Linked DNA regions of Homo sapiens: region 1 is linked to region 2. Evidence: read pairs that join two places in POLR2A ChIA-PET (ENCODE). Cell type or tissue: GM12878. All regions are shown on one strand. Links, peaks and the distances in the headings refer to the core of each region. The heading gives the core; the rest is flanking DNA.

What was found. ChIA-PET counts read pairs that join two places held together with the same protein. Peaks named below come from ENCODE experiments on the same cell type or tissue, not always from the same donor. Only the 100,000 strongest peaks of a DNase experiment are listed, where the experiment ranks them.
Region 1: POLR2A ChIA-PET joins it to region 2 with 5 read pairs; 2 of 35 experiments call an interaction of 5 or more read pairs at or near these places.

What each region holds. Positions count from the first base shown.
Region 1 is chr5:133,534,061-133,550,150 of GRCh38, forward strand. The region is part of intron 3 of FSTL4 (follistatin like 4); the gene reads right to left. Among named protein-coding and RNA genes, the nearest start is that of FSTL4, 70 kb to the right of the region's middle. In GM12878, for the core only: no CTCF peak of the experiment used is centred there; no DNase peak of the experiment used is centred there.
Region 2 is chr5:133,693,087-133,709,176 of GRCh38, forward strand. It overlaps a transcript of FSTL4 not described here. Among named protein-coding and RNA genes, the nearest start is that of FSTL4, 89 kb to the left of the region's middle. In GM12878, for the core only: no CTCF peak of the experiment used is centred there; a DNase peak (open chromatin) is centred at 6,305.

The DNA of each region.
Region 1 (16,090 bases), core at 3,202-11,201, 160 kb before region 2:
AATAAACAGAAAGTTATTGGCTTATAGTTCTGGACTCAAGGAAGTCAAAGAACCCATCACCTGGAAAATAAACTGGTTGTATTAAAAAAAACCTGATTGTAAAAAAAAAAAACCAAATAAGTAAATTGAGTCTCCTATGAAATAGTGGAGACTCCATGTTAAAGCTAACAAATCATCCTAAACTATCAGATGCACATTATTTTTCTGTCACTTGAGTTTAAGAAAAGGTCAGTAAGAAATTCCCTCTGCTGTTTTCCAGTGAGTCGAGGCCTTCTCTGCCTTCTAGAATTTGGTTCTAACTCTGGGACAAGTCCAGGCACGGGGCAAACTGAGTTCCAGGATAAAAAGTGGATCTTTTCTAATACATTTAACTACAGTAATGAATTCCTTATATTCTGATGTATTTCTTCACACTATTCCTGTTACTTTTATGCCTAGTGATGAAGTTTCAGATAGCTCTGCCCTCCATGTGCCCATGATGACTATTATTGTGGAACCATTAAATTCAGAACTCATAAGGTCCAGCCTCAGAAGAATAATGTGGTTGAAGGAACATAGCCCCAAGGTCAAAAATAATTTTAACAACACAAATTCTTTCCTTGCTTTTTTCAAAAATGGTTACTAGGATACAAATACCTAATTCATGGAGACATTTGATAACATCCCTTCTTTTCTCCCCCAGTTCCCTCACACGCCCAGCTGTCCCCAGCATCACATCCCCAGCTGTCCCCAGCATCTCTCCCAAAATTGTCTTAATCTCTTCACTCCCAGCTTCTCTGCAACTCCCTTCCTTTTTTCCATGCAACCTCCTTTTCATCCTTTTAATATGTGAGCCAACCTGCCTCTTAATGAGAAAAGAAGGAAAAAGGGGTGCTATGAACTGAATTGTGCCCCGCCTAAAATTCGTATGTTGAAATTCTAATCCCCAATGTGACTATATTTGGCATTAAGACTTTCAAGAAGGTAATTAAGGTTAACTGTGGTCGTAAGGAGGGGGGTTATCTGACAGGATGGTTGGCCTCATAAGAAGAGGCACAGAGAACTCTCTCCCTCTCTCTACCATGTGAAGACAGAGCAAGCAGACAGCTATCTACAAGCCAGGTAGAGCACCCTCACCAGAAATCAAGCTGGTCAGCATCCTGATCTTGGACTTTGCAGCCTTCAAAACTGTGAGAACTGTTGGGAGCAAGCCCCCCAAAATCTGGCCATAAACTGGCCCCAAAACTGGCCATTAAAAAAATCTCTGCAGCAATGTAACATGTCCATAATGGCCATAACGCCCAAGCTGGAAGGTTGTGGGTTTAAGGGAATGAGGGCAAGGAACACCTGGCCCGCCCAGGGCGGAAAACCGCTTAAAGGCATTCTTAAGCCACAAACAAAAGCCTGAGCCATCTGTGTCTTAAGGGCATGTTCCTGCTGCAATTAATTCTGCCCGTCCCTTCGTTTCCCTTAAGGGATACTTTTAGTTAATTTAACATCTATAGAAACCATGCTAATGACTGGTTTGCTGTTAATAAATACGTGGGTAAATCTCTGTTCAGGGCTCTCAGCTCTGAAGGCTGTGAGACCCCTGATTTCCCACTTCACACCTCTATATTTCTGTGTGTGTGTCTTTAATTCTTCTAGCGCTGCTAGGTTAGGGTCTCCCCGACCGAGCTGTTCTCGGCAGAGAACAAATGTCTGTTGCTTAAGCCACCCAGTCTATGACATTTTGTTATAGCAGTCCAAGTAGATTAGGACAAGGGGGATAGAAATTGGGTTAGAAATTATGGGATTTTCTTTGGTGGACTGAAGGAAGTGAAGAGGAAGTAAACATTCTCATACTAATGAGTGTCGTCGTTTTGTGTCATAATAGTGCATATGGCACTAGGTTATTATTTACACAGAGACTGAGAGACTGAACTGCTCCAGAGTAGGGACAATGCCTTGTTCATCTTTCTTTCGCTATCACCAAGCAGAGGGCCTCTCACACACAGTAGATCCTCTGCAAATACACACGGAATGGTGAATAAGCAAGTGAATGAATGAATGAACTGAGCACATGACGGAAAGGCATGCACTGGTCTCTGGTTAGCATCAGATTTTACCCCCATTATAAAAGTAGTATCTGTTTATTGTGGGAAAATATTAGAAAATACAGATAATAACGAAGGAAAGAAAAATTATTCCAACTGACTAGTCAGAAATAAACCTCAATTTTTAGTCTATATTCTTCCATATTTATCTCATTTATTTATTTATTCAGATTAGAAACTGGAAACCTACAGTACATTCTATTTTTAGAACTTGCTTTCCTCCTCCCTTAACAGCATATTGTGAACAACTTTCTATTTCAACAAAATATTTGTAAAGGTGTAACATTGTTTTAAATATTTGTTTAGTATGCTATGACATGATTGTATTGTCATTATTTCAGTCAATTACTTTTGGGGGACATTTAAAGGTACTTTATTATTATAATCAATGCCATAATAAATATTTAAAATTTCTTTAAAATTATTTAAAATTAACTTATGAATAGAAGCAAAGTAGTTATAAAGTATATGTGGCATATAAAATAACAATACAGTGATTATCCATGTATAATTTATGTATAATAATTTTACTTGTTTTTGTCATTGCTTCTTTTTGCCAAATATTATGTGCCTGAGACTCATCAATTTTATTACATGTAACTGTAATTCATTCATTTTCACTCTGGGTATAGTATTCCAGATCTATCTCTTTATATTCTATATATTATTATAGGATAATTGCTATATTCTTTATCACTGTAGACTATATCACAATTTAGAATTTATACATTCCTCTGTTGCTAGATCTTAAAATTGTTTATAATTTTAAATTATGAACAGAGGTGCTAGAACTTTCTTGTTCATGTCTCCCAGTGCAAATATGGAAAAGATTCTATGAGAGGTTGCTCCTGGGAGTGGGGTGTCTGGTTCCTAGAGTACGGCATTTTCAGCTGTATTAAATAAAGCCAAACTGTTTCCCAAAAGAGTTGCACAAGCTTCTGCTCTCACCAGCAGTGTCTTGTGCTATTTCTTTAGGGTGGCCATCATTATTTCTGGTCCTTTGGTTTCCACATAAATTATAGAACCTGCTTGTCAAATTACACACACTCATTCATATACTTTCTATAACAAGTTAATACACTGTTCATTTTGGGGGAGAATAAACTCCTTTACAATACTGACCTTCTTATTAATTAATTAGCCCCTTCAACAAAGTTTCATAATTTTTTCTCCATGAGGACCTTACACATTTTAGTTATATTCATTCTTGCTTTATATTTTTGATGCCAGTAGTGGTATCAATTTTAAATTACATTTTCTCTTTGTTACTGTTATACAGATAAGCAATTACATTTTGCATGTTGATTTTGTATTTAACAACCTTATTAAAAGATATTAGTTATCCTAGTAATGTATTCACAGAGCATTTGGCTTTTCTACACAACCATATCATTTGTGAATAATCACAGTTTTGTTTCTCTCTTTCAAATTTTCATATTGTTTATTTCTTTCTCTTGCCTTACTGCACTAGCTAGGACCTCCAGTGCAATATTAAATAGAAGTGAGATAGCAGGTGCTCTCATCCTGCTCATGTTTATTTTGATATCATTTCAAACTCACAGAAAAATAGCAAGAATAGTATAAGGATCTCCTATACTTTATCTCAGATTTAGCATTTTGCCCCATTTGCTTATCATTTCTCTCTCACATATATATATATATACACACACACACACACACACAGAGACACACACATATATAGTGTGTGTGTATCTATATGTACACACATATATATATAAATATATAGGCATACATGTATATATTTATACATATATAAACACAGTACATACATGTATTTTGGGGGGAACCATTTGAGAACAAGCTAAAGCCCCATGTGCCTTTAATCCTAAAGCGTATATTTCCTGAGGTCAACACAGCCTCCTACAGTATAACTGTAGAAATCAGCATTGTTATGATGCTTTTACCTAATCCACAGTCCATATTCAATTTTTGTCAATTATCCCAATAATGTCTTTATATCTATTTTTTTTTTCCTAGTCCAGGTTCGAACCCAGGATCACAGATTGCATTTAGTTGTTATGTCTCTTTAGTCTCATTTTATCTGGAACAGTTCCTCAGCCTTTCTGTCTCTTGACCTTAATATTTTTGAAGGGTACAGGCAAGTTATTTTGTAGAATGTCCCTCAACATGGATTTGTTTGATGTTTCCTCCTAAGATTCAAGTTATAAATTTTTCACAGGAATACCAAAGAATTGACACTTTGTCCTTCTTAGTATATCACATCAAGAGGCATATGATGTTGATTCATCCCAATATTGGTGATGCTAGCTTTAATTGCTTGGTTAAGGTTATATCCACCTTTTGTAATTAAAAAGTAATGTGTGGAGAAACACTTGCAGAATATGTAAATATTCTGTTCCTCATCAAACTTTGACTGTTGGTTTTCCGTATCTGCTGAGACTTTTTTTTTTTAACTCCATCTTTCCTTCTATATTTCTTATCTGGCATTCTACCAGGAAGAGCTTTCCTTTATGTCCATCTACTTATTTATTCATTTATGTATGTAGGGACTCATGCACTCCTATTTTATTCAGTGTGTTATAATTATTTTCCAGTTATGTTTTGTTGTGTAACCATTCAAAAGCCTGGGAGTTTGACACAACACTTATTTTATTATCTTTCATGGTTTCTGTGGGTTGGGAATTTGGGATGGACTCAGCTAAGTGATTCTGGCTCTGGGTCCCTCATGTGGTTAGAGTCAGACAACAGCCAGAGCTGGGAGAGCGGGGGGCTAGCCAGCTGGGGGCTTGTTGAGCGTCTCTCTTTCTCTTCGTGTGGCCTCAGAGCATCTCCACGTGGTCTCTACATGTTGGCTCACTTGGGCTCCTTCACAAGATGGTAACCTCAGGGCACTGTTTATATGGTGGTTCGGGGATCCACCGTGAGCAATCTAGCCGGCAAGGTGATGATTTGTCATTTGTATGACAAAGCTTTAGAAGTCATATAGAATCACATCTGCCACAGTTACAACCTGCCCAGATTCAAGAGGGGAAATAGATCCCATCTCTACATGGAAGAAAGGTCAAATTCATGTTATAAGGATATGCGTGATGAGAGATATTGCTGCTGCCATCTTTGGAAAATCAATCTGCTATGATCCACCCTCTGGCCACAATTCACATCCCTCCCATATGCAATAATCCTCTCTCTAATATCCCCAAATCTATTAGTGCAGCAGCACAAAATCCAGGATCGAAATCAGGTTATCTGTTATCTAAATCAGGTCCAGGTTCAGACAAGACTTCTCATGTGAGGTTCCTAGGATTCAGCTCCTCGCACACCATTCCTCTGAATCTGAAGACCTGTAAACACTCACTCCACAGGCCCATGCATAACAGTGGGGCGGCACAGGACAACTTCTACAGATATTTTCATTTAAAAAGGGAGAAAATGTGAGGCACACATCAGGTGCTGATGCATAGCAGTTCTGCAATTTAGCCAGTACTTGTTTCTAGTCCCTTGATTAGGGCTCCGGTCGACTCCAGGAATAATTCTCCAGGGCTCTTGGCTCCACCCTTTTGAGTCTTTCTTCCTTTCCATACAAAGTAACCCATGTTAAGTAGTTTTCTCAGCCTGCTTCCTTCTTGTAGAAGTTAGGACATTCAGGGACCTCTTCATTTTGCACTGTCTCTATCACTTACAGTTTAAGCTTGTATAATTTTTGAAAAAACAAACTTGCATTCTTTTAGTGTATCAGTTTACAATGTACTCTGTGGTGATTAGTGTGTCATCTTGGCTGGGTCATAGAGCCCAAATATTTCATCAAACATTTTACTGGATGTTTCTGTGAAGGTTTTTTTTTTTTCTTTGATGAGGTAAACATTTTAATAGCGACACTTTGAGTAAAGCAGATTATCTTCCATAGTGTGGGTGAGTCTCATCCAATCAGTTGAAGGCCTTAATAGAACAAAAATGGACCTCCCCCAAGCAAGAAGGAATTCTGCTAGCAGACATGGCCTTTAGATTCAAACTGCAACCCTTCCCTGGGTCTCCAGCCTGCCAGCTTACCCCATCAGATTCTGGATTTGCCAAGCCTCCACAATTGCAAGAGATAATTCCTTAAAATAAACACATTTTTAAACACACACATACACACACACACACACACGCACTCATTCATTCTCTCTCTCTCTCTGTTGATTCTGTTTCTGCAGAGAACCCTAATACATACTTTTTCCAAGAAAAGCCAAACTCACAAATCTCTTCAAGATAAACCCTACCATTTCCTGGGCTCCCTATGGGACAATGCTCTTAAGATGCTAGAAGCCCTGTTGTTCAGCAGCAAGGCACACCTTAAGATCTGTAAAAGTCCTCCTTTTTTTCCTGGATGGAAGAGTCTATGATACCTTGAATATTTCTGAGGTTTTTAACAAAGAACCTTATAGGTACCCCTCATGGATTTTCTTTTTGACCTGAAATCTTTTCTTAATTTGACAACTTTTCACCACCTTTGAGAGGCTGGAAATGGAACAAGTTTGACTTTCAAGCCTGGTGAGTCTTGGCTCCTTTATATTTAACAGTTTGTCCTCCAGCTCACCTCTCCCTCTCATGTTTTAACATAGGCAAAAAAAAAAAAAAAAAAAGAAAGAAAAAAACAAACAAAAAAACTAATCTGGTGGTACTTTCTAAGTTCTGTCTGATAGCCTCTTTAGTGGAATCATCAAGTTTATTTAGCATATTTCCTATCTTACTGCATTACCAGAGGTGACAATATTATTAAACCACCCACTACCCCACATCCAGGGTTCTTCCATCCAACTTCTTGGAACATTTTCCTCCCTTGACTTTAAGTGCCCACTGAGAGCCTCCTCAGGACTCTGCCAGCCCGCTCTCACAGCCCCTGCAAGCTTTCACCAGCAGTCTCAATGCCTCCTGCCACCAAAACCAAAGTCAGGTGTTTTGAGGTTTTGTCATGGTGTCATCTCATATTTTTGTCCCCAATCTATTATGATTACCTATTGCTATGCAAAGAATTGCCACAAAACGTAGTGACTTAAAACAACAACAAGCGTTGCATTATTTCTCGATATTTCTGTAGGTCAGATATCTGGGGAGGGTTCAGCCAGGTGGATTCAGCTCAGAAGCCTCTCACACAGTTGTTGTCAGATGGTAGCTGAAGCTGTTGGGGGCTGATGTGGCATTCTTCTCTTTTCAGGCTGTCTCAGGCTCTTTCCATGTGGTTCTTCCACATGGACTAGTTTGCACAGGGACCTCAGGACAGTTAGACAGTTGACATGGTGGCTTAGGCTCCAGCATGAGTGTTCCAGCCAGCATGGTGGAAGCTACCCTGTCATCTACGATTTGGCCTCGAAGTCCTACAGCATCACTTCCACAAAAGTCCCCAGGTTCAAGACGAGGGGACATAGACCCTGCCTCTCAACAAGAGGAGGGTCAAAGACACATTGTAAGAAGAATATGTGAAATGGAAGATACTGTTGTGGCTAGCTTTGAAACATACAATATGCCACAAATCCATTAACATGTTTTTTTCTTTTTAAAGCTCAAATTGTCCAGATGTGGCCAGCATGAGTCCTTTAAGTTGACTATTGTATCGTTTTGACAAGTCCCCATGATGTTTTGAGCGCTGCTTTATTTTTCTGACACCAAATAACCTTCCAGATTCATTGTATACTTTTTCTGCTCCATTTCCCCACTTCTCAAGGAAGCTTAGTTCCCTTCAGTGGAAAACCTGGCTGCTAGGGGTGTACATTGCTACTGGAGTATCACTGCTTCTGTGCCTTCTCAGCACACAGAGCTAGAGAATGTTACAGACACACACACACACACACACACACTCTTAACTTTAAGCAATACTTAACTGATACTTCCAACTCCCATCTGAAAACAAATGTACCATTCTAGACTTCCCACTTTCCATATCTGTAAAACCCTTTCCTAACAGTGAAAAACCTTGCTCGCATTATATACTAAATACATTTATTATTTGCTACTGGTTTAAAAAAAATGGTGTTTGAAGTTAAAGAAGTTCCCTTCTATTTGGTTCTCCTAGTGTAAGAATTTTTTCTTACACTAATAAATGAATGGATATTAGATTTTTAAAATACTTTTCTTATATCTATTGAGATGATTATATGACTTATCCACTTAAAATTGTTCTGTGGTGAAATACATCAAGAGACTTCTAGTGGCAAACAAATATAGTTTGAGATAAATCCAAATTGTTATGGTTTATCTTTTATTAATAGACTGCTAAATATAGTTTGCTAATTTTTGCTTAGGACTTTTGTATTTATGTACAAACTGGCATTTAAAAAAACATTCTTACCAGGTTTTGGTGTCAAGTTTATGTTATTCTCATCAATATACCCACTTTTTCTGGATTCTGGAGTAGTTCATATGAGATGAAAATTGTTGTTGTTGGAAAATTTGTTAGTACCCACTGGTAAAATATCTGGATCTGACATATTCTTTGTGGGAAGATTTCCAGTTAGAAATCTGATTATATTTCTTGAATGATGCTAAGACTGATTAGGTTTTTTATTTCTACTGAAGTGAGTTTGGACAAATTTTTTTTTCAGGAAATTTGACCAGCAGAGCTTTCAAATATATTGGTGAAATAAGATTCTATTATTGTTTTGATTTCTGCAGCTTTAATTATTACATCTTCTTTTCATTTCTGATATGTGTATTTATTCCCTCCTCCTCCCTCTCTCCTCTTTCCTTTATTACTCTTGACATAGTTTTGTTAGATTTATTGGTTCTTTCAAAAATCAGCCTTTGGCTTTGTTGAACCTTTCTGTTGTACTTTTTTTTTTTCAATTTTATCCATTCCTTTTTATTATTGTTCTTTATTACTTCCTTCCTTCAACTTTATTTGGGTTTACTCTGCTACTCTTTTCCTAACATTGTGAGGTGGAGATGTTTAACTCATCAACTTTGGTCCTGTCTTATTTTTTCTTTTCCTTGCTCTGCCACCAGGCTGGAGTGCAGTGGTGCCATCAGAGCTCACTGCAGCTTCAAACTCCTTGGCTCAAGTGATCCTCCCACCTCAGCCTCCTGAGTAGCTGGGACTTCAGGTGTGTGCTATCATGCCTGGTTAATTTTTTTATCTTTTTGTAGAGACAGGGTCCCACTGTGTTGCTCAGGCTTGTCTCCAACTCCTGGCCTCAAGCAATCATCCCACCTCAGCCTCCCAAAGAGTTGGGATTACAGGCATGAGCCACCATGCCTAGCCTCTTTCTTCTCTTCTAATGGAATTATTTAAGATTATGTAATAGCTCCCATTGTGATCATGAGCTTATCTATTTCTCCTTATAAGTCTGTCAATTTTTACTTTACATGTTAATCTGATCTTACTCGGTAAATACATACTTGGAATAGTTATTATCTTCCTGGTGAATTTAATCTATTATTACTTAGTGGTCCTCTTACTCTCTAGTTATGCTTTATGCCTCTATTATATTGTGTTTCACTTTATTATACCTATACCAGGCTCTTTCTGCTATTTTTCTGGAATATTGTTTTTCATCTTTTATTTTCAGCCTTTATCCTTGTATTTTAGATATGTTTGTTTGTTTGTCAAATAGCTGGGCCTTTTTTTTCTATTCTGATAACTATTATCTTTCAATTGGAACATTTGGTTTGTTTACATTTATTGTAATTACTAATATACTTGAATTTAAAGCTAATATTTTGTATTTTCTATTTTTTCTGCCTTTTCTATTTTTCATTTTCTCCCTTGAATTCTTCCTAGATTTTTTGAATATTTTTCTCACTTCATTTATTGTCTACTACTAAACTTGAAAGTTATGCTTTGTTAGTGGTTTCCTTAGACATTTTTACCCTCTATACTTATCAAAATTAAGTTTATAGGTATCTTTTTTCTTTTTCTCAACTATACAAGGATTTCAGTACAAAAATTTGAAGTTGTCCTTTTTTGACTGATCTGCTATATTTTCACATATTTTCTGCCAAACTTTTAAAGTTATGAGACATTATTATTTCAAGCAATTAATACTTAGATTAACACAAATATTCCCACTTTTAATTAATTAATTAAAATTAAATTAATTCCCAAATATTAACCCAAATATTGCCACTTTCTTTACTCATTATTGCTTCTTATATCTTAGACTTTCCATTCTTCCTGTTGGAAAACATCCATTAAAATTGCCACAAATGAAGGTGTGTTAAAAATCTTTTATTTTTTTTTCAGAAATGTCTCCATTTTAAAATTTTATTCAAAGATATTTGATGGTATAAAGTTCTATACTGAGGAAACATTGGCAACTTATGGTTCTGGCTTCAATAAAATAGCTGTTGTTTGACTTAAAAATCACTGTACAGCTGGACTAGAACAGTAAAACAATTCTTTCTAGGCCCTGGAGGCAGGCATCATGTGCTGCTATTCTTGAAAGAAAGAAAACACACGAGATGAGCACCACACTCACCCCCGTTTTCTTCCTGAGGGTAGTTTTTAATGGGTTCACGGCCCAAACCTTGTCACAGGGAAATGGAGCTCAAGTAGAGAGCAGCAGTCTTACTAGGCAGAAGAAAAAGATGTCAAAGTCTGAGATTTCTGAGACTGGAATTGAGCTCAGGATAAGAGCAACTTACAGAAAAGGAGCCCCAAAAGCCTGAATAGGGTTTCTCTTTGGTCCCGGACTAAATCCTAAGCTGTAGGAACAGCAGCAAGATTTCAGGGGCCTGGAAATATTTGGGGAGCTAAGAGCTCAACAGAGATTTTACAGGTTGTATAGCACTGAGTAGGTGAAATTCTGGCCCAGTCAAAGTATAGAGAGCTTGGTAAATACTCTGAGCTTTTGGGCAGTGGAGACCCAGTGGTATAATAAAGAATTTGACTGGTATTTGTCCCTGGTTTCTGAAAGGGAGAAAATCCTTGGAGTAATAGGAGTATCTTTATTATTTATCACACCTTATATCACACCCTTATATCACACCTGAGTTTACATTAAGAGATGAGATGGCTCAGGACAGGGGCTGGTCACCAGAAATATCAACCATGTGAGTAGAGGGTTAGGTCTTAGAGCTAGCCTGACTTCTGGACAAAAAGAGCTCCCATATATGGTTTGAGAGTGCTCCCCAAGATTCCAGCGTGAGATCTGGTCCCTGGTGTGGCAGTGTTGGGGGTAGAGTCTTTAAGAGGCGATTAGGTCACTAAGAGGGATTCATGCCACTCTCGCAGGACTGGATTAATTCTCGAGGAAGTGAGTGAGTCCTTGCTCTCACAGGACTGAATTAGTTACAAGAGTGTGTTATTATAAAGCAAGGCTTCTCCCTGAGTTTTCCCCTTTTCACACCCACCCACTTCCCTACTATATTATGTCATGATGCAGCATGAAGCCCTCACCAGAAGTCACCCAGATGTGGCTGCCTGATCTTGGACTTCTCAACCTCCAGAATTGTGAGCCAAAACAAACCTCTTTTCTTTATACGTTACCCACTATCAGGTATTTAGTTATAGTAACAGAAAATGGACTAAGAGAAAATTGACACAAAAAGTGGGGCTACTGCTATACAAATACCTGAAAATGTTGAAGCAGCTTTTGGAACTAGACAATGGAACAATTTTGTGAATTGTTCCAAAATTGTTCCAAAAAAGTGAATGCTAGAAAAAGCCTATATTGCCATGAATGGAGGATTTAGGGTAATTCTGGTGAAGGTGCAGAAGAGAAAACTAGGGATAGTCTAGAACTTCTCAGAGATTATCTAAATGGTCATGACCAGAATGTTCACAGATATGTGGACAGTAAAGGCCACTCTGACAAGGTCTCAAATGGAACTGAAGAACAAGGTATTGGAAACTGGAGTAAAGACTATAAAGTTGTAAAGAACTTGGCTACATTGTGTTCATGCCCTAGGGCTCTATGGACTGTAGAACTTAAGAGCAATGAATTAGAATATATGGTAGAAGAAATATCTAAGTGTCAGCAAAGTATTCAGGCTATTATATGGCTACTTTTAACCACTTACATTAAGTAGTGAGAGAGGAAAAAGTGACTTACAGATGAAACTCATAATCAAAAGGGTAGCAAAGTGGAAAGACCTGGAAAATTCTCAGGCTGGCCACATAAAGAGTGAAAAAGTGGCTGGATGCAGTGGTTCATGCCTGTAATCCCAACATTTTGGGAGGCCAAGGTGGGTGGATTACCTCAGGTCAGGAGTTCGAGACCAGCCTGGCCACACGGTGAAACCCCGTCTCTACTAAAAATACAAAAATTAGCCAGGCGTGGTGGCACGTGCCTGTAATCCCAGCTACTTGAGAGGCTGAGGTAGGAGAATTGCTTGAGCCCAGGAGACGGAGGTTGCAGTGAGCTCAGATCATGCCACTGCACTCCAGCCTGGCTGACAGAGCGAGACTTTGTCTCAAAAAAAAAAAAAAAAAAAAAAAAAAGAGTGAAAAAGTGTGTTCAGGAGAGGAAACCAAAGATGTGGTCCAGCAATCTTTTGTTAAGGAGATTAGTATAGACAGAAGGGATAAGCAAGACAATAGAAGACAGATCTTGAAGGTATTTCAGAGAACTTCAAGGCTGCTCCTTGCATCATACACCCACAGGCATAGGAGAGCAGAATGGTTTCAGGAAATGAGCCCAGGGCACCCTCCACAGGCTTGCTTCCCAGGGCCTCCTGAGGTCTCTGTTCCCCACATTCCAGCGTAGCACTCCTCTGCCAACCCAGCCACAGCTTCAGGTATAGCTAGTGCCACTGCTCTAGAAAGTACAAGTTGACCTTTGTGACATTCAAGTGGCATCAATTTTGCAGGCATGAAGAATACAAGAGATATGGGGGCATGGCTTCCTCCCCCCAGATTTCAAAGGATATTGTGAACACCCTGGGGGCCCAGGAAGAGACTTGTCAGAAGGATTGAGCCACTGCAGAGAGCCCCCATTAAGTAATGCCTAGTAGAGCCATGGGAATGGAATCACCATAAAGACTTCAGAACCATGGAGCTACAGCATGCAACACCATTCTGGGAGAGCTGAAGTGTGAGACATGGAGTCAAAGAAGATTATTCTGCAGCCTCAAAACTTAATGTTGTTCCCTGTAGGGCTTTGGACTTACTTGGGGCCTGATACTCCTTTCTTCTTGCCTGTCTGTCTGTCTCTCTCTCTCTCTTAGAAGGGAAATGTCTATCTTATACCTGTCCATTCATTGTATCTTGGAAGTAGATAACTCATTTTGATTCCACAAGCTGCTCATAGGTAAGACTTTGGATTTTTGAGTTTGTGCTGGAACAAGTTAAGACCTTTGGGACTATTAGAATGGAATAATTGTATTTTGCATTGTGAGAAGAACATGAAATTCTGGGGGGCAGGTGTGAAATGCTATGGTTTCAGTGTGTCCCCCAGAATTCATGTGTTAGAAATTTGGTCCCCAGTGTGGTGGTGTTGGGAGATGGGGGCTTTAAGAGGTGATTGGGTTGTTAAGAGGGATTAACACTGCTCTTACAGGACTGGGTTAATTCTTATGAATGTGGGAGTCCTCCCCTTCATGGGACTGGATTAATTACCACAAAAGCGAGTTGCTATAAAGTGAGGCTGTCCTTGCATTTGCCCTTTTGGCAAGCACTCAGCTCACCCCCATGTTATGATGAAGCATGAGACCCTCACCAGAAGATGATCAGATTTGGCAACCTGAGCCTCTGGAATCATGACCCAAAATAAACCTCTTTTTTTAAAAAAATAAATAAATTAACCAGTCTCAGGTATTCCCTTATAGCACCAGAAAATTAACTAAGACAAGAGGGGAAGCTGGATTACATGGCCAATCATTAAAGTTACCCGGCCAATCATTAAAGTGATAATACCTACAAAATAAAATCCCAATAAAAGCCCTGGACACCTAAGCTCAGAAGAGTTTCCTGGTTGGTGAACACACTGATGTGCCAGGAGAACAATGTAGCCTGATTTCATGGGAAGTGGGCATGGAAGCTCTGCATTTAGGACCCTCCCAGACCTTGCTCTATGTATTTCTTCATTTGGCTTCATCTGTGTCATTTACAATAAAATGGTAGTCAAAAATATAGAACTTTTCTGAGTTCTGTGAGTCACTCTATGAATTATCAAACCTAAGGGTGTCATGGAAAGGATTTATGGTCAGTGTTTATAGTCAAGAATTTATAGTCAGTAGGTCAGAAATGCAGGTGACTTGGGGGAACCCTGAACCTATGGTTAGCGTTTGAAGTGAGAGCAGTCTTATAGAGGACTGAGTCCTTAACTTAGGGTGTCTGCTAACTCCAGGGGGTTAGTGGCAGAAATGAATTGCAGCATACTAGTTGATATTCAGACTACACAAAAAGGCTTTGTCCTATGGGTAAGAATCATATCCTAGGAATAAGGCCTATACATTACAACTGAGGGAGAAACCAAAAAAAAATCTCCTAACAAAGTCTAAACATGAACAGCAAAAAATGGTAACCTGTAATCATGAGATAAAATCATCAGTTGAGGTAGACCTAGAGATACTAACACTACTGGCATTAGCAGACAGAGGACTTCAAAATTACTATCATCTGTGTGGCAAAGAAAAGAAAGAGTAGCTCAACGGAGAACTGGAACCCATAAGACAGAATCAAAAGGATCTAGAACTGTAAAATATTATATTGAATTTTAAGAATTCACTGGCTAGAATTAACATAAAAAAACTCTGAAGAAAAGGTTAATGAACTCAAAGGTAGATTGAAGCTTGAAGGGGGAAAAAAGAAGGGAAAAAACAGAAAATAAGAGTAAGAGTGTTGTGGAACATGGTTAATAGGTCTAAAATTCTAGATTGACCAATGTTTTCTCTTAGCATATTAAAGATATTCCAATGCTTTCTGATTTCTACTGGGAAATAAACTATAAGTCTCTCATAAGTAATCTGTTTTTTCTCTCTAGCTACTTTGAGGGTTATCATTTTGTCCTTAGTATTCTGCAAGTTTTTGTTGTAGATAGCCTTACGTTTCTTTTTGTTTATCCTATTTGGGATTTACTGGGCTTCCTGTATCTGAGGATAGCTGTCTTCCTTTAGTTTTGCAAACTTTTTTCAACCATTATCCCTTCCAATATTACTCTTCCTGTTTTCTCTCTTTAACCCCAATTACAAATGACTGAGTCCTCCTTATCCTAGTCTCCTTGCCTCCTAACCTTGATAGCTTTGTCTCCTCCTTGCATTCTGGTTACATTTTCAGATGTATCTTCCAGTTCTCTTCAGTTATGCCCTGTTTGCTCTGAAGTCTATCCTTTGATTTTTAAAATTTCAATTACCTTTTTTAATTTCTAGAAATTCTATTTGGTTATTTTTCAAATAATCAAGATAGTTTCTATAGGTTTATTCTTTGTTTATATTTTCAGCTCCCTTTTTATTGCTTATAACACAGCATGCACAGTTTTTTAAATGTTAATTCTATTATCTGGTCTTCATAGTTCCTTTCTGCTGGCTCTTCTTTTGGTGTTTTGCATCCTTTCATTTTTACAAATTTTAACTGGGAGCTCATATTCCTTGGATGGAAAACTGTCAAAATTATTTGAGGCCAATACTGAAGAAGAGTTCTTTTACATAGGATTTGTGTTTGCTCTACCATGTACCTAGGAACACTATCAACCAGGACTGTTTCAAGCAAAATTCTTGGCTGAGGCTTTCTCAGACTAGTCTGTTATATGAATTCTACTGAAAGCTTAGCTTGTGGTTCCTGTTCTCAGAGGAAACATTTTGGCTCCCACTCAGCATCAAGGTTTAAGGCAGGCAATTTTCTTCACACATCCTTGAGAGAAGACAGGGCATGTTTATTTTTATTTCATCCTTACACTAGAGAGGTAGCCTACTGGGGTCTGTTGGGGTCTCAGCTTTTATGTAGAGGAGGTTTTCTAACAGACTGATCTGCCCTAGGCTTGACTCCTGTCCCCATATCTCTTGAGGTCGTAACAATCAGAGTTCAAGGTCACCTGCATTGGGCAAATACTCTCAAAGCAAAAGTCTGCTTTAGAACCCAACTTTCTCTGAGTTTTTGGCCTCTTATGAATCTTTAGTTCCTG
Region 2 (16,090 bases), core at 2,653-10,652:
AGCCACATACTGAGGAAGTTCTCTCACTCCTGGCTCACCCTTCTGGGTGGACAGGGTCTTGACAGGGCCATTGCCTCTGCTTTGCTGATCCAGCCCCACTGAAAAGCATATAGCTAGCAGAATCCAAACTTTACACTGACTCTCTCATAAACATTTAAAAATAAGAAAACTTTTAAAGATGGGCCATTCTGGAGCTGAAACAACATCCTCTCATAATTAGAAGATTAGGGAGCCTTTTATGGGAACAGAACTATAATCATCACACTTTATTACAAGAAATTATATACAAATTATACAATTATGAAAAATTTTTTGCATCCTCCCAAATTACAATACCCTATGCATCTCCTGAGGAAAATTGTACTCTGTTCCCACCCAGAGGGAAGGAGCGATTCTGATTTGACATTTTGAGAAGAACTGGCGTGGATTAGTGTCAGCAGCCATATTTTATTGATAAACTGATTTACTTGGTTGCTGCAGCCCTGACCTCCCAAGGGCTCCGACTGCCACCTTGATATGGATAAGTGCTTCCTGTGCCAGACATTATGAGCTGTCTTAGTACATTTTGTGCTGCTCTAACAGAATACCTGACACTGGTTAATTTATGAACAATAGAAGTTTATTTGGCTCACAGTTCAAGAGGCTGGGAAGTCCAAGATCAAGGGGCTGCATCTGGTGTAAGTCTTGGAGTCTAAAGGTTGGAGACCCTGGAGTTCTGATGTCCAAGGGCAGAAGGAGAAGAGTTTCCCAACTCCAAGGTAGTGGGGGGTTGCTATTTCTCTGCCTTTTTTGTTCTGTCTGGGCCCCAGCCAACTGGTTGTTGCCCACCCACATTGAAGGCAATTCTTCCCCATTCAGTCCATAGACTCACATGCCCATCTCCTCCAGAAACCTCCTCACAGACATGCCCAGAAGGCATACCTTATCAGCTCTCTAGGTATTACTCAATCCAGTCCAGGTAACACCTAAATTTAACCTTCCTATAAGCCTTACCTGAATTCTATGTGGAGGTGCAAAGACTTCAAATTCCAGACTGAAATATTCCCTCCCATCCCCAGCAAAGCCATGAAAAGCATCAACTGATGCAATTTGTGCCTAGCATGGGGACAGGATCTGGGAGAGGAGATCAAGAACCTGCCCTCCAAAGGGTGCTGCCTCTGGACTGTGCTGTCCTCCCAGGCCCAGAGTGGGCCCCATCTGTGAGTGCCACAAAGGCCCAGATATACCCGAGGGCCTAAAACTGAGTTTGCCTGGGCGATCTGCCATGTACCTCCTCTACACCTCCACTCCACAGAAATTCTTTAGTCTCCTCCTCTCAATCAACAACATTCACCCACAAAACATTAACTGAGCATGCGCTATGTGCCAAGCACTTTGCTAGGTGCTAGGGCACCGTGGACTGTGAAACTCAGCATGGTTCCTCTTCTCCTGGCGCTCACAGCCTAGCCTGGGAGACAGAAGCTGATCTGCATGCTCCCACATACACACATAAGCATGAGCTCTGTGTGGGAGCACACAGTACCCTCCTAGTGCTCTGGGTTCCTGCTTCTAGCACCTGTGACCATTCATCTTATGTCTTAGTTTCTTCAGGCTGCCACAACAAAAATACCACAGACTGGGTGGCTTAAACCACAGAAATTTATTTCTCATGGTTCCGGAGGCTGCAAAGACCTAGGTGTCAGTAAATCTGGTGTCTAGCAAGGGTCCTCTTCCTGGTTTGCAGATGGCCATCTTCTTCTGTGTCCTCACATGGCAGAGAGCAGAGAGAGCAGGAAGCAAGCTCCCTTGTCTCTTTTATAAGGGCACTAATCCCATCATGAGGGCTCTGCCTCCCGAAGTCCCCACTTCCTAATACCATCAGCTTGGGGGTTAGGGCTTCAACATACAAATTGGGACTGAATACAAACATTCAGTCCATAATGCCTTGTTTTCAGCCACTGTGTTGTGGCATCAGATGAGGGCTAGGATCCTCAGGTCCCTCCCATCCCAGAGGCTTTCCAGCAGATATAGGGAGTGAAACAACAGACCTGCCAGGCCTGCCATGTTGCAGTTGACTGCAACCCTCTTTATTAGCCACTGCTTCCTCATGATCGTCATCATCAATGCCATCATAGCTACCAGCTTCTGAGCACCCACCAGCAATGAAGCTTCGCTAGCACATTCTCAACTTTCCCTCATGGTTGCAAACAGTTAACCTCAACTGTGCATACCAGGTTCTGGCTCACATTCGTGATCTGTGGTCCCAGACACCCAGCACAACAGCAAGCACCCTCACCCACACTATAAGCTCAAAGAGAACTCCACATGTCAAATGTCAGAAGGGAAGGCAGGTTTCCCTTCTCAAATGTCAAAGCAAGCAGAACCTTTATTCCCCTTAAATTATCATTTTCTTCCAAGGGATTTGTACATAAACATAGTTCCCACTCAAGCAGTCCCCTCCCCAAGGACCAAAGAGGTCATAGCTGGAGACCTTACACCACTGACCTAACGGGGACAGCAGCCACAGTAAGGAAGATGCCCGGGATGCCACTGAACCCAACATTCAAGTCCAGCTCCTGCTTCAGCCAAGCTCTTTCAACTTGTCATCATCAGGATCCTGAGGCAAAGCTCAGAGCCAGGTACTGCTCCTCTCCTCAGGGGGCCCCAGACAAAGCCAGGACAGCTAGAGACCAAAGGCAACCCCCTCCCCTCCCTGCAAACCAGGAGTATGTAAGAATGTGGGAAGGGGAGATGGGACAATATGGAAGTAAAGATGTGAGTGACCTCCATGGAGGCCAGCCTTAGTAAGGTCTGTTCTTCCCATGAAGTGGAGCCCAGGTTCCAATGTCTGCTTCTGCTGGCTCCGTTCCTGATCAGGCCAGCCCACCTCCCTCATTCCTTCTGTTCTGAGATAAAGCCACACTTTTCCCAGCACTCCATCTCCATTTAAACTCTGGGAAAGAGTCTGTGCTCAGTACTTTGTATTCTTCACACACACAAACCCTGTGAGGTGGCTCTTATTCCCACTGTGTCGTCTAAAGAAGTTGCAGAGTAGCCTTTTCCCATGGCTGGTCCGTAGAAGCCTGCAGGGAGAACGCAGGGCTGCCCGGCTCTGAAGCCTACGCTCCTGACTTCCATATTGACCTCCTCTCTCCTCCTTCTTTGCTCACTCCTGGTTTTCAGGGCATGCAGGGGACTGGGGGGTATCTTTGGTCTTCAGCTGTCCTGGCTTTGTCTGGGGCTCTGAGCTTTGCCTCAATATCCTGCCGAAGCCCTGTGACCATCCTCTGGGCATCCGCCCCATCCACCAGCCTTCCTGCAGGTCCTTGGGGCCCATCCCAGGCCTGTGCCCTGTGCCTCTGCTCATGTTCACCCTGACCCTAGAATTCCCCTGCCTGATCTCCCTGTCCTCGAAGCCCCAGAGCCCTTTATCTGGGCTCTCCTCTGGCATGTCGTATCTCATTTTAATGAGTCGTGTCTCTCTCTCCTACCAAAAGGTCACCTCTGATCATTTCTGCATTGCACACTTCTCTGACATGTGGCTGGCCCTCACAAAAGTATCTGTTGAGTGAATAACTACATGTGGATAAGTGAACAGATGGACAGATAGACAGATTCCCCAGGTGGCTCCAGTTCATCTGGATTAGGCAAGAAGGGCTGTGGGGAAGGAGGAGGGGAAGCCCCAGTGGGCAGCCCCCATGAAGACACCCACAGCCTCTGTGTTAGGTATGCGAGTGGGTACAGGGGTGTGTGCATGCTCTTGTGTAGATAGGGGTCTGAAAATTATGCTGTGAAATCATCAAAGTGTGAGGCTGAGAGGTTGTCCTTTCTGAGCCATGGCCTGAGGCCCACGAAGCCTAAATGGACCCCAAGCTTGCCTGTAGGAGAGGAGCCCCAACACCCTAGCGTCAGGTCCTTGGACCAGACAATGCAGCTACCTCAGCCGCAGTGCCCGAAACACAGGGCGATTAGGAGGAATGAGTGGAGGGTAGGGGGAGGGCTTGGAAACCACCATGGCAACTGTGGGCACATCTTTTGTGTGGTGCTCCTCTTTGTCTCTGCCAGTGACTAGCAGGGATATTATATAAGCAGCAAATGTGCTCTCTGTTGGTGCTGAGCCCACACTGCTGGCAGGCCAAGGGCTGGGAGGCACCACATGAGAATCCTGCTGTTCCCATCTACCACCCTGAGGAAGGACTCGGTGGGGCTACAGCCAGGATCAACTCAGGCAACCCCGGGTGAAACACGGCCCTGCCCAATTCAGCGCCCACTCTCCAGATGCAGCCTCTCCACCAGCCACACTGGGCAGCCACAGTATGGGATCAGCAGGTTCCTCCCCCTGCCCCAGACCATGCTGACCTCTTCCCAATGACAAATATACACATTCATCCTCTCTGTCTTGGAAGCAATGGAAAAGACAGTCTCTACCCCACCTTCTCCATTTGCATGAATTTCCCAAGAAAACCCAAGACACATCAACAGCTAATGAGGAGTGAAAACTGAAGCCCCACTTGCTAGAATCTCTTTATTTTTAAGAGGCTGAATTTATAAAGTCAATCTGAAATGGGCCCCTTCTGGTATGACAGAAAGCTCCATGTAGATGGCAGGCTTCAGCAGTCCCCTCTGCAGGCTCTGGCCCTCAGAGGCAGGGGAAAGTGAGGGCCCGTTGCCATGGCCCAAGGAAGGGTCACCACTTTCCCAACCTCACGTGAGACTATCCACCAGCATGGCCTGGCAAAATCAGCAAGGTGCCAGGACCCGTTGCAATTCTCAACAGATAATTTCCTGCTGGAGGGCACGTGCCCGCTGTACTCCCCCAGTGTCTGTCCCTGTCACCAGGGGAAGTACCCCCAAAAAGATAGCTCCCATAGATGAGGGCTTATCTCCAAGTCTTTATCCTCAATAGAACAGCTTTATTTCTACTTGGGTTCTAGCATTTTCTGGAGGGCAGATTCTTTTTTCCCAATTCAATTCCATGAGGATTTATTAAGCATCACTGTGAATGTGTGGCTTTCATAAAAGAAACCAGAGCAAGCTTCCTCTGACCCCTGACTATCAAAGTCAAAGCCACAGGGAGGAAGCAACTACTTCATACCCTTACTTAACAACCCACACCCTGCTCGCGTCGAAAAATCATTCAGGCAGCAGCAAGCAGCACCCCCAGAGACAGGAGGAAAAGATCCAGAAGCCAGGGGCTGCCAGAAGCTTCCAGAGATGGCAGGAGAGCATCTGTACTGAGGGCTGAGCCTCACCAGACAGACTCCAGGGAAAGAAGGAAGGACAGACAGACAGGGACAGTCATTGTGGCAATGAAGAGTACAGTGTGAATCACAGACCTGAGTCCAAATCCCAACTCTGCCACTTATCAGCCAGGTGACCTTGGTGGGGTGGGTGGGGAGCACTGTCTCTGTCAGCCTCCATTTGCTCTTCTGTCAAACATGATGGAGCCGTTGTGACTATTACATGCGATAATGCATGATGATTACGTGCAATAATGTGTGACCATTACATGCGATAATGCGTGACCATTACATGCAATAATGCATGACTATTACAAGTGATAATGCGTGTAACGTGCTTGGCACAGCATCTGCAAAGATACAGGGCTCCATACATGGGAGATGCTTTCCCTGTTAGGTAAGTGAGGAGATCTCAGGACCGTCCTAAAAGGCTCCTTGAGAATCTGGAGCTCTCAAGCGTCTCACAGCAATGGCCAAAGTCCCCTCTGGGCTGGAAGGGCTGACAGCTACAAAATACAACGAGACCTCGGGAGGCCGGGCAGTGGTTCTGTGAGACCTGGTGGGTTTCCCTCAAAGGAGACAGACCCACGGCTCTCAGGTACACCACCTTTGCTTTCTATTCAGAGAAGCAAATTTATTCCTGAAGCCACAGTATGAACTGCTCTGACCTGTCGCTTATAGGATGACAGTGACAAGCCAATGCCTTGAGGGACAGCATCTCAATACAGCCAGAAGGAGAGGCAGTCAATGGTGTCCTGGAGGTCAGGGCCCACTACAACCCAGGCCTCTGGACTCCAGCCCTCTCACCAGCCCCTCCTTTCTGAGGGCAGAGTATGACATTTAAAACAGCTAAGAGGAAGGAAGGTGCCCTCACCATGAGACTTGGTATGATGTCACTTAGGCTCACCAGTGTCCACACAGGGCCTGAGGAATCTGTGCTAGATTCCACTTGCTTCAGCCAGTCAGGCCATTTGGAGCTGGGAAGCCAGGAGGAAACAAAACTAGCCAGAATCAGCATCTGCCTAAAAACCAGGCACTCCCCCTCTGCTATAAGGACCATTTGCATCAAAAACCACCCCGAGGAAACTCCACCTGCTCAGAAATGAGTACTTACTACACACCGAGAACTGTGCTTACCTCAGCTAACCCTCACAACTGCTCTACGAGGTTGGTGTTAGTGTTTTGATTTTATTCATAAAGAAATGGAGGCTCAGAAGAGTTAGGTACTTCCCCAGGGAGTAGTGCTAGTCTGTTTTCACTGTATAACCAAAAGCTTCAAAAACCCCAGTGCCATGGCCGGGCGCGGTGGCTCACGCCTGTAATCCCAGCACTTTGGGAGGCCAAGGCGGGAGGATCACGAGGTCAGGAGATCGAGACCATCCTGTCTAACACGGTGAAACCTCGTCTCTACTAAAAATACAAAAAATTAGCCAGGTGCAGTGGCGGGCACCTGTAGTCCCAGCTACTCGGGAGGCTGAGGCAGGAGAATGGCGTGAACCCGGGAGGTGGAGCTTCCAGTGAGCCGAGATAGCGCCACTGTAGTCAGGCCTGGGTGAAAGAGTGAGACTCCATCTCAAAAAAAAAAAAAAAAAAAAACAACCCAGTGCCTTACACAACATTCATTCTTCCAGGTCTGCAGGTTGGCTACAATTTAGCTAATCTAGCCTGGGCTCGGTTGTACCAGACTCAACTCCAGACTTCTTGTCAGATTCACATTTGCCCGCGGTCTTCATTCAGGCCCCTGCTGCAGGATCAACAGCCAGGTGGGATGAGCTTCCTCAACCACACATCGAGTAGCATCAGAGAGCAAGCCACACCAAACCACCACACCAAAACATCACACTGAACCACCACACTGAACCACCACACCAAACCATCACACCAAACCACCACACCAAACCATCACACAAAGTCACCACACCAAACCACCACACCAAACCATCACACAAAGCCACCACACCAAACCATCACACCAAGCCACACACCAAACCACCACACCAAAACATCACACCAAAACATCACACCAGACCACCACACCAAACCATCACACCAAAGCACCACACCAAACCACCACACCAAACACCACACCAAACCATCAGACCAAAGCACCACACCAAACCATCACACCAAACACCACACCAAACCATCACACCAAGCCACCACACCAAACCACCACACCAAAAGTTTCTGCTCACGACAGGTCTGCTCATCCTCCAACAGGCAAGGTGAGTGTGCCTGATGGGGCAGGTGCTCTGCCTATGCCAAGGGCACAGATGTATCACTGTATTCCGGGATGGAGTGCAGCCCCAGGAATGATACCCAAACCTACTGCAAACAGCCCCCAAGGGGCAGAGCCAAAAGAGGTGAACCCAGGCAGCTCATTCTCATTACTGCTCTGCCATCCCAACCACCATGTGACCTCTCAGGGCCTCGGGTTTCTCATCCACTCAGGGGGTAACACATGACCTACCTCACTGGGCTTTCTAAGGCTTAAATGGAGTGTGAAGATGAGTCTTTGAAGGGACCCAGGTATACATTTAGAAAGAAGTTATTCCCGGCCTTCATTTGGAAGTTCCATAGGACTCCAAATCTTCCATGCACAGATAATGTCGAATGACAAAAAGGCAGAACTGCCCCCACGGACTTGAGAAGGACGGGCCTCTCTCTGCTCATTCAGACGCAGGCGGAAAATTAGGTCCATTTTGTGTAGATAAGAAATGACAGTGTCTTTATCATAATTTTGACAACTGTCCAGGGTTGACCAGGTTGACTGCCCCAGGGGGACATTCCATATTGAATAGAAAAACCAGGTGAGAGCCAGGCATGGTGGCTCATGCATGTAAACCCAGCATTTTGGGAGGCCAAGGCAGGCAGATCACTTGAGGTCAGGAGTTCAACAGCAGCCTTGCCAACATAGTGAAACCCCGTCTCTACTAAAAATACAAAAATTAGCCAGGCATGGTGGCAGGTGCCTGTAATCCCAGCTATTCCAGTGGCTGGGGCAGGAGAATCACTTGAACCCAGGAGTCGGAGGTTGCAGTGAGCCGAGATCACGCCACTGCACTCCAGCCCGGGCAATAGAGGAAGAGTCAGTCTCAAAAAAAAAAAAAAAGAAAGAAAGAAAAGAAAAACCAGGTGAGAACCTAGTCAGAAAGACACAGAAACACACACACACACACACACACACACACACACACACACACACCCCACAGGCCAGCCTCAGGTTCCCTGAATGGCATTGCTGAGGAATGCAGGTGACCATGGTTGGAGGACACAGTTCAGTACTGCACAATAATCTGTTACTGTTCATCGCTGGTTCTTAGTTCTTCCGCACACACCTTCTGATTGGTACCTTTTGATATTTCATTTTCAGATCAAAGTAGCAGCAAGGGGTCAAGCTTAGAAATTGTAGCAGGAACACAAAAAGCATAGGGTTCCTTACAAAATGCACACAGTAGAACACGTTTGCGTGTTTTCCCCAATAAAACGCATGAGTGTGTGCCCCGTGCAAATGCCTGAGCTCATCCCACTCAGTTCCACAGAGAACAGCCAAGAGAACAGGTCCTGTGATAGCCCTGCCTGGGTTCAACTGATGCTGTGAGCATTCCATAAGGAAACCTATGTAGAGCACATAGCTCATGTCCTGGCGCCCAGGAAATCCTCAGTAAACTCTACCACTGTCATGAATACCAATCTGCTCCCTTGACAGGCAGCCCCTGAAACCATCCCCCACCCCAGACTTCTCTCCAGCTTTTGTACAGATTCTGGGAAGCAGATATCCACATGTCCCTAAGGAACACATTTTAGTACTGAGCACACATCACTGCAATCTGATTTGAAGCATCGCTGTGTAAACATACGACCCTTTAATTCTATTTCAATTCAATTATGCAAATGTCATCACACATTCGGCATCAAACCATTTTTCTTTCCTCTCAAAATCTGTCCACCAATAGCCAACTGAACCTAGTATCAATCCTAGACTCAGAGTGAGCAGAGTCCCAGCATCTTAAGCTTAAGCTCTAGAGAAGGCTATGGCTCCTCGGCCTGAGCACAGGGCCAGACCAGCGGCAGGTGCTGGACAAATGAGCCAATAACCCTGGAACCTCAGAGCATTGGGGCAGGAGGTAGGACCAAGAATACCCCTCCAGGCCTGTTCACACTGTGCTCCATGGGGCCCCCGGAGTCCGGGGGCTTGGGGACATCTCTGTGTTGGGGAGCAAGAGGGGTGAGTGGGAACAGGCAGGAATACAGGGCCCATCCTCCATCATCCTTCAACACCACTTACCACTTGCCTGTTCTCTAGACTGGGGCTCCAGGGAAACCTTGGTTTGGAAGAAAGTATGCTTTTATAGATATAAAAGAAGTAGTTAATTAGCCTTATTCTAGAATCCTTCTTCTAGAAGTGGAGAACTGAGGACTGAGTTCCAGGGAAGGAAAGGAGTTAGGTAAAATCTTGGAGAGCCTGGGAGCCAGAGCTGAGAGCAGATTCCAGGGCAGGGCTGTTCGTACGCAGAGCCTGGCACTCACTGAAGAGGCAGGGCACTGGAGCTTCCTCCACAGGTGCCAGGCACACAGCTGCAAACAGGGCAGCACATACCCATCGCTCTCTCTTCTCCCTACATGGGGACAGAAGTGGAAGATGCTGTGGACAAGACACAGCACAATGCTGCCCCACCGTGATCTGTCTGCTCCCATGACAGGGAGGCCCTGTGGGCAGGAGAGCCGTGTCACCTACTGTGGGGAGCACAAGAGGCCTGCAAAGTCTTAATATGACCTGTCTTAGCTTATTAACTGGAGATGGATAATATCTGACAAATGACAGGAGATAAATTGTTAAGCAATATGCAAATATGCCTGCAGCAGGAATGGAAAATTACTATACAGTAAAAACCTTTTATGGCTGCGAGAGAATTCAGAGGTAATTTGTCTCTGCATCTCCTCAAATTCCAATCTCGCTGTTAGCTGTGGCAGAATACTACATCCGTTACCATTCCAATTAGATCATTTTAAAGGGGCTCCTGCATAGCCATCAACTTTGAAGGGCTGGGAGGAGAAAGCATTTACAAAGCCAGGGTCGGCTCCTCCCAGGGCTCTATCTCTCTGTGGACTGTCACTTAGACAAGAGCCCAGATTAGACACCAGGACTGTCTCTGCCAAATGCATACCCATCTGGGCCATTAACGATCACTGCAGCAGGCCCAACTGACGGTTCTTTGCGAGACACTTCCGTAGAATGTCAGATAGGTTGTGCAAATGACCAGTCTGCCCTGGCTGAAGAGAGGGGCCAGCCAGGATGGAAAAGTCTTTGTACCTGAGGAAACTTCCAGAGAGGAAATGGAGCCATCTGTGAAAGGAGCACCTGCAAGAATGCCCAGGCTCAGCCTGCTGTAGAAACAGATAATGAGACGAGGCTCTGCAGGGTCCCAGGCAGGAAGAGAAGGCCAGGAACTCGCTGAGGGCACAAAAGTAGGCCCCTGAACTGCAAAGCCTAGTGAACCTCCAGAGAGGAAAGCCTCAGAGAGAGGAGGGGACTCCAGGGCCGAGCAAGGGATGCTGCTCCTGCCACTCCAGGACATGCAGCTAGCACAGGCGGCAAAGCTTGATTTTCATTTCGCTCAGGCCCCTTGATTTTCCATTGAGAGGCAATATAGGAGAAAACCTCTGAAGGAAAATTGGTGTGTTCAAAACACACTTGTGGATACCTGCTACTCACCACACGGATGTGAGGCTGGGCTGTCCTAGGGGTGGGAGGGTGGAGGGACAGGGAACAGGGCTGGGGATAGGAAGAGGTTATCATCTCCACACCATCAGAGACAAGATCTTGACTGGTAGCAGAGGGCCCTCTCTGGAGTTCTGCAAACAGCTGTCTATGTGATGGAGGAGGAAACTGGGAAATTCAGTCCCATAACTAATTTGTTTCAGCTTGTTTCCACTTTAGTATTTGATTATTTTGGCTAATTGTTCTAAGAAATTGTTTTAACAAACAGCTTCATGGAATTGACTGGCAATTGTGAGAAGCTGTGGGCACAGCCCTAGTGAAGGATCTAGAGCAATAAGCAGAGATCCAAGAGACCAACTTTATGGTTCCCATGTCTCCCTACAGGCCAAGGCTGGGGTCAGTGACCCAAGGGTTCAGGCCCCCAGGCAGAAAGCAGACCCACAAACATTCAGCTCAGATTGAACTAGGAAATGGAATGCCAGTCCTAAATCCTACATCCTCATCAAAGGGGCTCAAAGGCACCGGGTTGCCATTGTTCTTACAAGGTAAGAAGCACCCAGGTAACACCTGGATATGGCCAGGGGCATGTCTTGATTCAAATTTACAGCAGCTCAAGGATTCTCTTCCTCTGTGAGGCTCCCCAGCCTGGGCATGATAAGATACTGTCAGCAGCGTGGGCTTCACTCCACCCCCTGGGGTGTACCCAATGCCTGTCATCACTACTTCAGGTGACTGCCTGAGGAAAAGGCCAGTTCTGCCAGCAGTAACCTCTGCTATTTTCAGGCATGGTGTCAGCTGGGTCACACACCAGATCCTAATGGCACACCCACTACTGCTCTAAGATGCGACACCAACAGAATCAAGGTTCATCTGTGATATGGAAACATGAAAACGCATTTGCCTGTTCCCTGGGAATTATAACTGCAGGTGACAAGACATTTCTTCCATGGAGCTAAATGGCACAGGCATTTGGATACTGGCTAAGTGCCTGATGTCTGTGGTGGGATGTGAAAGTTAGTGGAATATATGTTTTTGTTGTTGTTGTTGTTTTGAGATGGAGTCTCGCTCTGTTGCCCAGGCTGGAGTGCAGTGGCACAATCTCGGCTCACTACAACCTCTGCCTCCCAGGTTCAATAAATTCTCTGCCTCAGCCTCCCAAGTAGCTGGGATTACTGGTACCTGCCATCACGCCCGGCTAATTTTTTGTATTTTCAGTATAGAAGGGGTTTCACCATCTTGGCCAGGCTGGTCTTGAACTCCTGACCTGGTGATCCACCTGCCTCGGCCTCCCAAAGTGCTAGGATTACAGGTGTGAGCCATTTTGCCCAGCCAGAATATATATTTTACAGATTAATTCTAGCCATAGTCAGGGAAATGGCACAGAGGCTGCCTGCAGGCTCCACACACCTCCTTCTGGAATGGTGGGACCCTGGCTCTCCTCTGCTCTGGCGTCCACCAGGCCTCTGTGCAGGTTCCTGCTCACCTCTTGGCTCTGGGGCTGCCTCAGTTGGGCCATAAATCCTTCTCACAGGACCCCTGACAACCACAAGACCCAGGATCACCTTGTGCGTTCCTGTGATCCTGCAGGGATCTTCCTAGGGGATTCATCAGGGACAACCCAGCAGCCTAGGGGCATGGGACTTGGCAACAACAGAACCCCAGTACCTGCGTGAGCAGCATCTTCAAATCTCTCCATCCCTGTGATGGGTCCTCTGAGTTCCCATCCAGAGCCCTTTCCCCTCTACTCATCCTCTCCCTCACATTATTCAGGATCCAAATCAAGTTGCTTCTTTTCCAGAAAGCCTCCTGCAACACACACACACACGCGCGCACACACACACGCACACACACACACACACACACACTGTGGCTCTAGCACTTCTCAGCTATTTGAATCATGTGAATGGCAAGGAAACTTAAGAACCTTGTTTGCATTTCCTTTCTCCTCTGTGTTTGACCATCTCCCCAACTATGCTACAATACATGGGCTGAGTGCATCCCTGCAAATGCTCCCATAAAGTCTGTCAACAGTGTAGGTGTCCAATAGCACCGTAATAGGAAGGAGGTGAGCACAGAAATGGAATCAAGTCTATCCCTGTCCCTTGGTCTGTATGGTCTTGGATGCACTATTTAATCTCTCCAAACCCTATCTGTTAATTACGGGCAATAATACCTACTTAATAGGGTCATTGGAACAACAAAACAAAATTCATATCAATTATTTAGCACACAGGGCCTAGTTCACAGTTGGCATTCAAAAAATGATACCTATCATTATGCTTTAGTTACTTGTATATCACCATTATGATCAATACTGGAAAATTGATGGATGATACCTCTTTTACCAAGCATGGTTAGCAAAAGGATGTTCTGGTTCATTAAACATCTTAGTTAAAAGAAAATTACCAGAGTTGCTTAACTAGAATTACCAATTTTTTCAAGGAGTAAAATAAAATACACTACAACTTAATAACTGATGAGACTGAAGGCATTTAAGACTCTTAGAAGGCTTTCAGTCATCATGGTGAATGCTGACCATCTTTTGTACTGGGAAATTTCATAAATGCCATGTGACAGACCTTTCCAACTGCTAGAAGGATGTTTCATCCACCCTTTACTGTGCAAATTACAGACTTGCATATTCATAAACACTCACAAGCATGTACTTCTGACCAGCCCACTTCCACGAGGCTCTTCCACCTCCAACCAACACAACAGAAACAGGATGGTTTCATCCCATCCCTCCCTCCTGCTATACCAGAGCCCTTGAATTTGGAAACCGTGCAATACTGCTCAGGGACAGGATGACATGGAGGAGGAGCGGTAAGGCAGTGCAGACGGGCCCCACCCAATAGCAGCTTCCATGATTCTCTGGCAGCTCATCATGTCTCCACTGGGCTCTCGGGAGGCCACAGCCCACACCCATGCAGATGGCGAGGTAAAGGCACTCTCTCACACTGCATCATCATGAGGTCATAAGCACAACGTTATTCCTTTTATCAGGGGCTAAGCATCCATGAGAATCTAAGGCTTGGGTGAGTTTCCCTCTTCTACAAAGAGGAGTGGTCAGAGGACCAAACTAGTGCCTGGCTAAGGAGCACTGGGCAGCTCCCTGACTCACCTCTTCCCTGCTGCTGCTCTCCCATTCCCTAACAATCCTGTGGCAGGATTTGTTTATATGATAGGTATGATTTCATGGCCCCGTTCCTCCAGGATCCTGCCCACCAGCAGTTGCCAAGCTCCACGGCCTCTGGACGCTCCCCTCTCACTGATGTCTTGCCTATCACATGGTCTAGGAGGCTGATGAGGCCCACAAAATCCTCTGGAGCCTGCCAGCAGTGGCTGTTGACATTTCAAAAGGTCAATCAATCACTCCATTTCATGGAACATAATCATCTTCTGGGACCTAAATGCAACAATAAAACCAAATAGCGCCAAACAATTGGGGAAAACGAATGATGCACATGAAGGAGGAAGGCTATAGCTGGCTTGGAAAGCATCCCTGTAGCCTGGGTCAGGAACAGGAGCCTGGAGCCCAGAGCTCTGCATCTGAATCCTACTCCTTCCATTAGCCCTGAGAAAGCCCTTTCCTTTTCTCAGCCTCAAGGATGAAGTGAATTGGCTTTGGGATGCTGTGCTCTGAGGACTAAACAAACCTTTCTTCAGAGGAGGAAGTATAGGAAGCTGGTAAAGTTTGTAAGGCCCCATAGGGTACCCTGTGGGGTGAGGGCCACCAGGCTAGAGCAGCTCTCCAGAGGCTGCAGCCATCCAGTTGGGTTGCAGAGAGGGCTCCTCTCATGCCTGCCTGGAGCCCTTTCTGCACAGTGCTTCCCTTAATTCCAGGCTTCAGGTGTTGCTTGAGGCCCGGGCACTGGGGAGGCTTCCTTGCATTTCAGGGCCCTCCCATCTGTACTCCCAGGAGGCATGTTTAATTACCAGGTTAGAAATTCGTCTATGGATTCCTTGAAAGCTGAGCATGTGTAACTCCAATGCTTGGAACAGAGCCTAGTACATGATATTGTCAGTAACTAGCTGTGGGGTAGAAAGAAAAGAGGGAAGGAGGGAAAGGGGGCAGGAAAGGGGAAGAGAAAGAGAAGGGGGAGGGAGGGGGCAAGGAACGAAGGAAGGAAGGGAGAGAGGGAGGGAGGGAGGGAGAGGTGGGGAGGGAAGGGGAGGGAAGAAAAGAGGGAGGGACTCAGTTCATTAAAGACGTCCAGTTGCCTCCTTCTCTCTAGAATGAGGTGGCTTGCTTGTATTTGGCTCTGGCTACACAGCTTCCAAGGTAGGTTTCCTGGCAACGCCCTTTTCATCTCCTCCAGGACCCGCTGTGGGTGGGTCTCTGCCCTATTTTGTCATGGTTGAGGCTGCTATACTAGGGCTACTCCCCAGGTGGTCCCTGACCTTCACTATGTGACCTGATTACTCTCCAGCCTTATTACTCTCACTGCTGGGCCTGAGTCATGAACCAGAGCCACTGGACCTGACCGTTCCTCCTCCCAGACCCTAGCTTGTCCTGCTCCATTAGAGCAGATACAACCTGCCTCACAGGCTGTGTATGGCCCCAGTGGCACAAGGAAATCCACAGAGGAGGGGACAGTCACAACCCCGGCCATGTGTTCCCTAGGCACAGAGCCAAAGGAGCTGCAACTCTATCTCCTGACATTACCTTCCCCTCTGGTTATTCTCTCCTTTTAAAAATTTGAGAACCAACCAGTCAATGTGGCCCAAATGTAGGCCAGCCCAGGGAGTTGCCTATGATGTGGGGGCTATTGCCTTGGTCTAGGTCTTCCTGAGATGGGGTTGGGAGAGAAACATAGCTGGCCTTAATTTACAGGGAATAGGAGAGCCGGTGAAGTCTAACTCCTCCACCAGAAAACCAATTCCATGAGAGCAAGGGACTTGATGGCTGTATTCTCCACTATATTCACACCAGGCAGTCTCTGGCACATAGTAGGCATTCAATAAATATCACCTATTATGACTGATTATAATAACAATCCATAACAAACTTCCCCAGGGCATTAAAAAGAGATCTGAGTTATAAATTATTTTATACACAAAATTGTAGACACATGGACTGTGTCAAAGTGAAGCACAGCTGTCACATACAGGCAGGAAGGCCATCTCTTCAGATTACAGACCACCCCCG